2 separate regions of the Homo sapiens genome follow, and region 2 is linked to region 1. The links are chromatin contacts, found by Hi-C or POLR2A ChIA-PET in ENCODE. All regions are on one chromosome and are shown on one strand. The core of a region is the stretch at or near the end of the contact, and the rest is flanking DNA. Distances in the headings are between cores, read along the strand shown. Region 1 overlaps TRIOBP (TRIO and F-actin binding protein). Region 2 has its middle 14 kb from the start of CDC42EP1.

The links. Hi-C counts contacts between places; a loop is a spot of excess contacts on that map. ChIA-PET counts read pairs that join two places held with the same protein, here RNA polymerase II (POLR2A). Pooled maps may share reads with other maps.
Region 2: a loop to region 1 is called in a map of PC-9, with 2.1 times the contacts of the local background. The contact joins two enhancer-like sites. A Hi-C loop is called at or near these places in 1 of 168 maps with a recorded cell type or tissue (PC-9), 1 of 37 single-sample maps with no recorded cell type and 11 of 50 pooled maps. POLR2A ChIA-PET finds 5 or more read pairs at or near these places in 2 of 52 experiments (BJ and PC-9).

What each region holds. Positions count from the first base shown.
Region 1 is chr22:37,749,761-37,754,870 of GRCh38, reverse strand. It overlaps TRIOBP (TRIO and F-actin binding protein), which reads right to left. Exons shown (of 24, transcript NM_001039141.3): 12 at 3,043-3,099. Among named protein-coding and RNA genes, the nearest start is that of H1-0, 53 kb to the left of the region's middle. RefSeq lists enhancers at 1-49, 1,697-2,317, 2,132-3,331. Within about 2 kb of position 2,215, at least 33 of the 41 ENCODE cell types and tissues checked have a DNase peak (open chromatin) inside an H3K27ac peak, as active enhancers do; they include PC-9, where a contact is called at or near this core.
Region 2 is chr22:37,544,016-37,549,730 of GRCh38, reverse strand. No RefSeq gene overlaps it. Among named protein-coding and RNA genes, the nearest start is that of CDC42EP1, 14 kb to the left of the region's middle. Within about 2 kb of position 4,455, at least 31 of the 41 ENCODE cell types and tissues checked have a DNase peak (open chromatin) inside an H3K27ac peak, as active enhancers do; they include PC-9, where a contact is called at or near this core.

The sequences.
Region 1 (5,110 bases), core at 966-3,465:
GGAGGATGGAATGAAAGAGCCAGTGTGTGTGATTGTACAGGTGTCCTGTGTGGCTGCCAAACTCACTATGCTGCACACAGGAGGGGTGGGGAGGCGGAAAATGCCAATTTGAGACCTGGCCCCTCCATTTCCTCTCTGAGCCTCAGGGGTAGCATCTGTGAAATGGATTGGTTTCCCCTCCGTAACCACACCCTCCCTTTCCTTCTTGGAGCTCCTTTTAAGATTGCCAAGGCTCCTCAGGCACCCCGGACCCAGTGCAGACAGGGAGGGGTGATGACCTGTGTAAGCAAGTCAGGGACTCAGCGGGGCCAGGACGTTACGTCTTTTTCCATATTCCCCCAGATCATCACCATGGTCAGGGACAATGGTCCCCTGGGAAGTAGGACTGGATGGAGCCCTGGAGTAGGAGTGAGTGCCAGCCACAATCTGCTGCCTTTTTTTTTTTTTTTTTTTGAGATGGAGGAGTTTTGCTCTTGTTGCCCAGGCTGGAGTGCAATGGTGCAATCTCCACTCACTGCAACCTCCCCCTCCTCCTGAGTTCAAGTGATTCTCCTGTCTTAGCCTCCCGAGTAGCTGGGATTACAGGCGCCCGCCATCATGCTCAGCTAATTTCTTGTATTTTTAGTAGAGATAGGGTTTCATCATGTCAGCCAGGCTGGTCTCAAACTCCTGGCCTCAGGTGATTCACCTGCCTTGGCCTCCCAAAGTGCTGGGATTACAGGCGTGAGCCACCGCGCCCAGATGCACGGTCTGCTTCTTGAACTGTAGGCTGGCTACCCACATCCGCAGCAGGTGAGAGCGCCCTAAGCTGTAAGTTTAGGATTTGTGATTGGGTGCCTTCCTGCAGTGCCTGTCTCTGCTCCAGCTGGGGTTAGATTGGCAGGACATGTAGGAAAGGGGTGGGGGCGCCAGAACAGCCTGATAGTATGCCAAGCCCAGCCCACCTCTGGGCTTCTGGTCACTCCACTGGAATGCCAGTCGCGGCCCGCCCACTGCCAGGGTCAGTGCATATCACCCGGTCCCCAGCCCTCCCAGGGTTCCCTCACATCACCAAGCCCTGTCTGTGCTGTTGGTTGTTTCAAGTACTTAGTTTTCTCTCCTCAAGAAGATGGTAAGTTCTCAAGGGGCATGCAACGACGATACCTTCTGCTTCTTTCCACATTGCCTCCCTGAGAAAAGGAGTTTTGTATCCAAGAGTTCCCTTTCTCTCTGTGTGCCTTTAGGCAAGTGTCTCCACTTTTCTGAGCTTCAGTCTTCTGAACCATAAAGTAGGGCTACTAAGAAGTCCCTATAGCTGGGCGCGGTAGCTCGCGCCTATAATCCCAGCACTTTGGGAGGCTGAGAAGGGTGGATCATCTGAGGTCAGGAGTTCGAGACCAGCCTGACCAACATGGAGAAACCCTGTCTCTACTAAAAATACAAAAAAAAATTAGATGGGCATGGTGGCGCATGCCTGTAATCCCGGCTACTCGGGAGGCTGAGGCAGGAGAATCGCTTGAACCCGGGAGGCGGAAGACACAGTGAGCCGAGGTTGCGCCACTGCACTCCAGCCTGGGCAACAAGAGTGAAACTCTGCCTCAGAAAAAAAAAAACAAAAATAAAAAACAAAAAAAGAAGTGCCTAGACCTTCTGGTGAGGCGAGCGGCGCCCATCCTCTCTTGTGTGGATGGCTGTCATGGCCCTTGGCATAGGGATGGACACCAACCAGGTTGCTGGGTTTGTTCTGGGAGGCCAGGCCTCTTAGAAGCATTTTCCTCTCACTAAGTAAACGGAGTTGCTGCTGCAGACCTCAATTGCCTCTCTGTAAAGTAGGACAGGGGTTCTATGCCAAGAGGTTTCTTTAGCTCTTCCAGGCCTAGCCTATGACTGTCTGAGATGGAAGCTGGGTGGAGCTCCATGGGCCTCAGGTGCGCTGAGTTCTGAGCCTGGGTCTGCCCCAGGTGCTCCTAGGCCTGGAAGAGACCAACACCCTCATGGGCCCGTCTCCTGTCTGTGCACCAAGGGGTTGGGCTGGCTGAATTCCCAGGGCCCTTCCAGTTCGGACATTCCAGAACCCTGTGATAGAGGATGACTAATGGCCAGCTCTGGGTGGGGCCTGTAATCCCTCTGCCCTCCGGGGACCCTGGGTGGGGAGGCCAGGAAGGGGTCACTGGCGGGGTGCCGGGCTTTGTGTGAGCCTAGAGAGCAGCCACCAGGGACAGCGGGCAGGCAGCGGGTAGGGAAGGCTGTGGGCTGGAGGGAATAAAACATGTGGGCCGGAAACACAATGAAATCCCCTCTGGCTCAAAGCCCTCTCCGGCATGCAGGCTGCACGCAGACCAGAGCAGCAGGCGCATGCAGGGCAGGGGTGGGGAGACGCTCCTGCCCAGGCAGTGTGGGCAGGGAGCCAGCCTGGCAGCCGAAAGAACAGAGCTGAGGAAACAGCCACTGTCCCTGCTGGTTCCAAGGACACATATGCCAGAGGAAGGGAAGGGTCTTTAGCTGAGCCCACAGTAAGTGCCAGGAGCTTTGTGGCACCTGTACGTGCTTGATCTCTCTGACCTTGTTATCCACTCTAGAAAGAATCACCATTATCCATTATGCCCATGTCACAGACGTGGCCACTGAGGACTAGAGGAGGCTTTGACTCAACCAGTGGGGATCCAGGTGGGTGAAACCCCAGCACCTGCGCCCTGAGCCCCACCCCCCTCAGACCAGGCTTTAGGAATCTGTGTCTCGGGCCAGACAGCTTCTACGAGCCCTTCCACCCAAGACCCTTGACTCCCACCCAGGCTCCTACTGAGGTGGCAGGGCCAAGAGACTCTTGATGAGATCAAGGGATGGGGCACTGGGTGTGAGGGGCTAGACGGCCCCTTGCTGTGATCCCTTTTACACACTGCAGACTGCTCCAGGAGGCAGAAGCCTAATGGGCAGCCTCCACCCCTCCCAGCCCCACCCCCAGGGTTCTCACACCAGCCCCAGCCCCACCCCCACTCCTGGGCTGCCCAGGGGCCCAGCAGCAGCACAAGCCAGCTTCCTCCCCTCCGGCCTCAGTCCTCTTACCTCTCCAGGCTCGTCCAAGATCGACATCCATCCCTTCTTGAAGTTGAGCAGATCGGGCTGTGGGGAGATGAGGAGGGAGGTGAGTTGGGTCCAGCAGGAAGCCAATGGGGGCTGGTGAGGGGAGCGTGCTGCACCCACCCTGTCCCCAAGTCCTGTGGGACCGAGCTCCTGGGAAGCCAGCCAAGAGGGCTAAGGCCCTAGGTAACCCCCAAGTCCAAGCAGGCCTCCCAGCCACTGAGGCAGCCCTGGCCCCTTTCCTGATAGTGGCACTCAGAGAGCCAAGAAGTTGGGCTGGGTGGCTGGCACACACACCCAGATGTCCCAGGGGCCTCTCTCCAGCCGACCCCTCGCCCAAGAATGGGAGAGAGGGGCTGGGAGGACTCTGCCTGCATAGAGACCCCCTGAGAGCTCAGAGGGCAGTCCAGACCAGCAGCACTGCGCGAACTGTCCAGTTCCTCCCTCTGACGAGGACCAAGTGCCCCACGGACCCTCCCATGGGCCCGCCAGTCCTGTCCTTTCCTCGGCTCCAGGAGACTATGGGAGGTGGAGCCAGTCACAGGCTGGGGTCAGAAACCCTCTGGTCCCCGCCTAGATCTCTTTGGGAAGGGTCAGTCCTGGCAAGCCCTACCTTCTGGGTGCCGCCCAGGGGGGCACAGCCCCGGGGTCTGGGGGCTACCAGCTGCAGCATGTCCCATGGAGACCTGTGCCAGGCACCCCCACCCAGGCCTAGATAAAGAAGTTGCTCATCCTGATATTTTTCTGACCATGCTCATCTAGTGGGTGCCAACCACCAGACCCTCCCTTCCTGCTGGGGAGACCTCTCTCATCTAAGTCCCGGTCCCTCTGCAGTCTCCGCTCCTGGCGCCGGCAGGGAGGAGGTGGCCACCGGTTGCCATGGCTCTGAGCCTACCTATCAGCCCCTACATCGAGGCCTCACCAGGCCAAGGTGTCTGGTTGCCTGCAGAGAACGGGTGGCATGGCTCAGTGGAGTGGGCGGTGACAGTGGCAGCTGGAAACCACAGCCACCCTGCCTGGCCACCTCTCCCGACCCACTCTCCACCCACGGAGCCCCTTCTCAGGTATAGGAAGTGGACCAACCGGGGCTTGGGACAGCTGAAGATCCAGAACCTTCCACAGCCACAGTCGGGGGACCCAGTAGGTTGGCATCCCAGCCCCTCCCTGTATACCTGTCTAAGGGAGAGACACAGGCTCTGCTCACGGCCGAGAACCCCTGGGGCTGCGTTTGTCCCGCTGCTCTGTATTCTGCCCACCCCGTCTTCCACCTGAGACGGAGGCTGCCCAGGGCGATCCCAAGCTAAGAATGAAGATTGGTGACCACACCTGGCTCCACTTCCCCTCAGTCTGGGACCTCCTGTGGCCCCAGGGCCTTGCAGGGGGCTTGACCACAGCAAGGCTCAGGAAAAACTTGCTGAGGAAATATCTACCCCCTGGTCTAAATTTCTGTGCTTTTTGGGCCATCTCCCCTACCCCCACCTAGCCCGGAGGAGCCAGGCTTCCTGGGCCCACAGAGCTGGCACCACTGGGCAGTCCCAGGCGAAAGTCCCTGGGCCAGGGCTGGGAGATTGGGGCAGGAATGACAAGCTGTCAGGCTGGAACCTCTAGGGCTGCCTGGGAAGTGGAGTCACTGTGACCTTCCTAAGTCACATCCCCTCTCTGAGTCCTGGCTGCCTGATGTGGCAAATGACGGGGCGGTCCTCCCCTCCCGCAGCTTCCGACAGGACTGAACGTGTCTGTACAAGGAGAAACCTAGTGATCCTCCAGAGCCCAGTACAGACACATCACATACCATGTCAGGCACGCCATGACACAGTGACCTTGGGGATAGAAGGTCACCAATTTGAGTTTTGTTTTGTTGAGACAGGGCCCTGCTCTGCTGCCCAGACTGGAGTGTGGTGGTGTGATCACAGCTTACTGCTGACTCAACCTCCTGGGCTCAAGCGATCCTTCCACCTCAGCTTCCAAGTAGCCGGGACGACATAAGCACTCCACCATGCTCAGCTAATTTTTTTTTTTTTTTTTTTTTTGTAGAGATGGGGTCTCCCTATGT
Region 2 (5,715 bases), core at 3,206-5,705, 210 kb after region 1:
GGTTTGTGGGTGCTGGGACAGATGCTGGGGTGAAGCAGGAAATGTTTTTTGGGGGGAGTCAAGGATGGCTTCCCAAGGGACCACCTCAGAGCAAATGGATTAGCCTGGGAACTGGGCTACTTGGTTGCACGGCTCAGCTTGGTCTTTTTTTTTTTTTTTTTTTTTTTTTTTTTGAGACAGGGTCTTGCTCTGTCGCCCAGGCTGGAGTACAGTGGCATGAATATGGCTTACTGCAGCCTCGACCTCCTGGGCTCAAGCGATCCTCCCGCCTCAGCTTCCTGAGTAGCTAGGACCACAGATGCATACCACCATGCTCAGCTCGGCTAATTTTTTAAATTATTGTAGAGACATGGGCTTGCTATGTTGCCCAGGCTGGTCTCGAACTCCTGGGCTTAAGTGATCCTCCCATCTCAGCCTCCCAAAGTGTTGGGATTACAGGCATGAGCCACTACACCTGGCCAGCTTTGCCATGAATGAGCTGGGTGATCTTAGTGAGACACCCCCACCATCCTGCACCCCACCTCAGTTTCCCCATCCATCAAATGGGTATATGTGATAATATACCCTGCCTGCCTTACTCCACAGCTGTTGGGAGGATCAAAGGCAAAAACGAGTTGGGCCGGAGTGAACTCCCTTTGTAGGGCAAAGGCCCACACATGCTGGCTGGCCAGCCTGGCATTCTCTAGGGGAGCAAGTGAAGGGAAGGGGAGTTCAGGGGCAGCTCTTAGCTGTGGTGTGATCTGCCTGACATCCCTGCCTCCTCCCCGCTTGACATAGTGACACTGACAATAATAGTACCTCCTGGCCGGGCGCGGTGGCTCACACCTGTAATCCCAGCACTTTGGGAGGCCGAGGTGGGCGGATCACAAAGTCAGGAGTTAGAGACCAGCCTGGCCAACATGGTGAAACCCCGTCTTTACTAAAAATACAAAAGTTAGTTGGGCGTGGTGGTGCTTACCTGTAATCCCAGCTACTCTGAAGGCTGTGACAGAAGAATTGCTTGAACCTGGGAGGCAGAGGTTGCAGTGAGCTGAGATTGCACCACTGCACTCCAGCCTGGGCGACAGAGCGAGATTCCGTCTCAAAAAAAAAAAACAAACAAATAATAATAGGCTGGGTGTGGTGGCTCACGCCTGTAATCCCAGCACTTTAGGAGGCCGAGGTGGGTGGATTACAAGGTCAGGAGATCGAGACCATCCTGGCTAACATGGTAAAACCCCGTTTCTACTAAAAAAATACAAAAAAGTTAGCCGGGCGTGGTGGCAGGTGCCTGTAATCCCAGCTACTCAGGAGGCTGAGGCAGGAGAATGGCGTGAAACCGAGAGGCGTTGCTTGCAGCTGAGATTGCGCCACTGCACTCCAGCCTGGGCGACAGAGTGAGATTCCTTCTCAAAAAAACAAATAATAATAATAATAATAGCACCTCCTGCCAGGCGCACAGCCCTCAAGGGTTTACAAAGTCCTTTCATTTCTATACCTGTCACCTGCTGCCTCAGGGCCCTGGCAGAGAATACTCTTTCTTCTGCAGAGAATACTCTTTTCCCAGATAAGTGAGAGGCTGTTTTCTGCTCGGCTCAAACGTCCCCTCCTCAGGGGCCTACGGGACCAGGGATCTAAACTAAGTTCTTGGCTGGGCGTGGTGGCTCATGCCTGTAATCCCAACACTTTGGGAGGCTGAGGTGGGCAGATCGCCTGAGGTCAGGAGTTCGAGACCAGGCTGGCCCACATGGTGAAACCCTGTCTCTACTAAAAACACAAAAATCAGCCGGGTGTGGTGGTGTGTGCCTGTAATCCCAGCTACTCGGGAGGCTGAGGCAGGAGAATCACTTGAACCCGGGAGGTGGAGGTTGCGGTAGCCGAAATTATGCCATTGCCTCCAGCCTGGGCAGAAAAAGCGAAAACTCTGTCTCAAAAAACCAAAACACATAAATTAAGTTCTCTCCCACCCCTGCCCCCCAGCACCCTCCCTTCCGTGCTGCTGCTCTGTGCCTCTGGTGACTGCCATGACCTTGTTCAGGGGACCACCTTCCCCCATGACATTAACCTCCGTGAGGGCAGGGATGGTGACTGCGTTGCTCATCGCTGTGTCTAGTGACAGACAGCAGCCTTCCATGGTAGCTGTGATTGTTTTCCTTTGTAGAGAAGCTTAGAGAGACCAAATGCCTTGCCCAAGTCCACACAGCTGGGAAGGGATGGAGCCAGGACTGGGGCCCAGAGGCCTCTTAGATTCCAGTCCGTGGCTCTTTCAAGAAATGCCCACAACTGCGATGCCTGTTTCCTCTGCAGGCCCTGACTCCCTGGAAAAGAGAAAGCATGTCTCACCCCTTTGTCACCCCACGAGGTCCAGCTCGCGCCTCCTCCTTACACACAGTAGGTGCTGTGCCCGTATTTGTTTGGAAGATGTGGGAGGAACAAGCTACTATATTCAACATGCAAAGCCTGCTTGCCACCCTTGTGGGCCTCTGTCCCTTCACCAGGGACTAAGGACTAATGCCTCGGGCCCAGGGTGGGGGCATTCCAGGGGCCTCCTCACCCTGCTCAGGCAGGCCGGCTGGGCCAGCAGCTGTGGGGTGGCCAGATGCCCCACCCCTGGCGCCTTTAGGCCCTGAGCCCAGGCCGCAGGCTGAGCTGTTGGCTGGCACTGCTCCTTAGTCTTGGGGCAGGAACACCGCAGGGATTTTAAAAATAAAGGGCCTTGAGACAGTGGCCTGGCCCAGGCAGCCACAGGGCGGGGCGGGGGCCAGACAGGGACGGTGGGGGAATGCTGAGCCCGCAGCGGGCTGCAAGGCCGGGGTGGCCTCATTTTCTTCTCCAGAAACACTGCTCTCTTCCAAGAACGCCTCCTCCCGGCCTACTCTAAACATGGATCTCAAATATTTCCTGAGCACCTACTATGTGCCAGGCCTTGGTGGCAGTGGGGTGAATCCTCCACTCTTCCCGGCAACTGTATGGCTCTCCTCAGAGGGGCCCCTCCCTTCTTACCCAACCTCAGGCCACAGACTATTGACCACCTACTGTGTGCCAGGCAGCTCTGGCCTTTCACTCCTTGGCTCTTTCCCCTTCTGCTCTCACTCCCTGAGGCACCTCCCCTGTCCAGCCCATTTCAGTCCCCTTCTTTCTCCTCTGGCTCAGCTAACAGGAAACGCAGCCGGGGAGGTCAAGAGCCCCCGGCCTCCAGAGCGCAGCGTCTGGACACACAGGGCCTGTCTACATGGTGCGGTGGGGAAAGGGGGGCTTCCTGTTTACGACAATCACAAGTACCCTTGGGTGGTGCTTGGACAGGCCTCCAGGGCAGCCCCTCTAGTGTAGATCTAATCCCTCCCTAGGAGGGGCCCCCGAGTACCCCCACAGGCCCCAGGCAGCTAGCTCAGACCCTGGCCACTAACACCCGCGCCCCCGCCCGCAACACGGGATGGGTAGAGAAGGGAGGAGGAGCGAGGAGTCTTGGGAACAGCCTGGAATGTGGGAGTTGAAGGTCCGCAGGAAGCATCCCGGGCTCCAGGCCCCACTCCAAGTCTGGGTGCCCCGCCCCAGTCCTCTCCTCCCATCCCGGGGCCTCCCCAGCTCTGATGGGGGCGGGGCTGAGGGAGCCAGGAAGGAGGAGACCAGATTCCTTCCCGTCCCGCTGGGGCCGGAGGCTTCAGCTCTGGCTTGACCAGGCTCTGGCGGCCTCAGTCTCTCCATCCCTAGGGCAGGGCGTTGAGCCAGCTCCCGGGTCAGCCCCCATCTGCTGCTGCCTCCCTCTTTTTCCCCCCGCTGCCTGCACAATCCCAGAGGAGGGGTGAGGACGTCAAGAGGCTGAGACCGGCAGGGGAGACCTCCACGGAGGGGTGGGGCTGGCCAAAGGTGCCCCTGGGGAAGCAAACAACCCTGCCTACCTCCCCCTCCAGGCAGCCCCAGCCGATCGATCCTGTAGTTGCCCAATGGGTATTGACCGAGGGCCTGAGGGTCAGGGTCGCTGGTCCAGAAGAGGCCGGGCAGAGGGAGGCCTGCCCCATCCCCCACACGCTCCCTCACCTAACCCAAAAGGAGGTAGGTGACCCCTGTCCTCGTCTCCCCTCCCGGACCCCAGCCCCTTAGGGCACAACATGGTTGATGCTTGGGGCAGTCATCCCCCAGAGGCCGTGGGGGCACATTGGAGCTAGCTAGCTCAGAGGAGGCAGCCAGGGAGGGCTTCCTGGAGGAAGGAGGCCACCCTCTCAATATAGAAGCCTAAAATTGTGAAAGAGTGTGCCTGGCCCAGGAAACAACCTGGCCAAAGGCATGGCACTTCTAGAGAAGTGCTAGTGACATGATAGGGTTGGAGAAAGGCACAGGTGAGGGAAGGAGGGGAGGTTTTAGGGAGTGGAGGGCTGGGGTGGAAGGATGAGGTCATTTGTCCCAGTGGACTTTCTGTGGCTCTGGAGCGCCCTCTTTTGCCCCAGGCAGGAAGGCAGAGGGGAGCCTGGTAAAGGAACCACCACAATTTGATGTGGCTATGCAGACTTGGCGAGGGGAAGGGCCTGGGGACTGGGACTGGGACTACAGCCTCTAGTTCCATGAAGCCGCCCTACTGCCCTGGGAAGACCCCAGGTTTTCAGCCTTGTGAGACCCGCTCTGGGTCGGTGCCTCCAGGCGCTGGGGCGGCTCGCACAGGCTGTTCTGTGGTGGGGAAGAGAGTCTTGGCTCTTCCAAATTTCCAGCTGTGTAACCTTGGGTGAGTTATGAACTCCCCTGGCCTCAGTTTCCCCCTCTGTAAGATGGAGCTAAAAATAATTGCCCCAGAGGGCTACTGGTGGATGAAATTAATTAATTTATATTTTAGAAAGCACCTGGCACTAGTGTGCACCCAATTCCAGTTAGGAAACATTATTATTAATTGAGAAGAAGAGAAAGTTGGCTTTACCCCAAGGACATGTTGACAGGTGGGCGGAAGGTGTTTCACCAGAAGAGTCTTCAAAGAAGGACCTGATACGCAGCCTCTAGGATTCCCAGACTTGCCTGATCCAAGAAACTCCCTGGGGCTGTGGTTCAAAACATCAGCTTCTGGCCGGGCGCGGTGGCTCATGCCTGTAATCCCAGCACTTTGAGAGGCCGACGGTTGGGGGGTGGATCTCCTGAGGTCAGGAGCTTGAGACTAGCCTGGCCAACATGGTGAAACCCTGTCTCTATTAAAAAAAAAATCCAGATGTGGTGGTGCGCCTGTAGTCCCAGCTACTCGGGAGGCAGAGGCAGGAGAATCGCTTGAACTCGGGAGGTGGAGGTTGCAGGGAGCCCAGATTGCACCAGTGCACTCCAGCCTGGGCGACAGAGCGAGTCTCTGTCTCAAAAACAAAAACAAATAAACCCAAAATATCAGCTCCCCTTCTCCAAGTCTCTGACTGGGCAGGTCTGGGTGGGACAGGTCTTGGGATTTATAAGGAGGCCCCAGGCCTGAGCCTTCTACCAGGCAGGTATGGGGAGCATTCCTCTCTGATGACAAGGACTCACCCAAATGGTTTCTCCTTGGGAAGTGAGTCTTTCTTTCCTTCTTTTCTTTCCTTCTTCTTTCCTTCTTTCCTCCTTTCCTCCTTCCTCCCTTCCTCCCTTCCTTCCTTCCTTCTTTCTGTCTCTTTCCTTCCTTCCTTTCTTTCCTTCTTTCGAGACAAAGTTTCACTCTTGTGGGCTCAGGCTGGAGCGCAGTCGTGCTATCTCGGCTCATCGCAACCTCTGCCTCCCGGGTTCAAGTGATTCTCC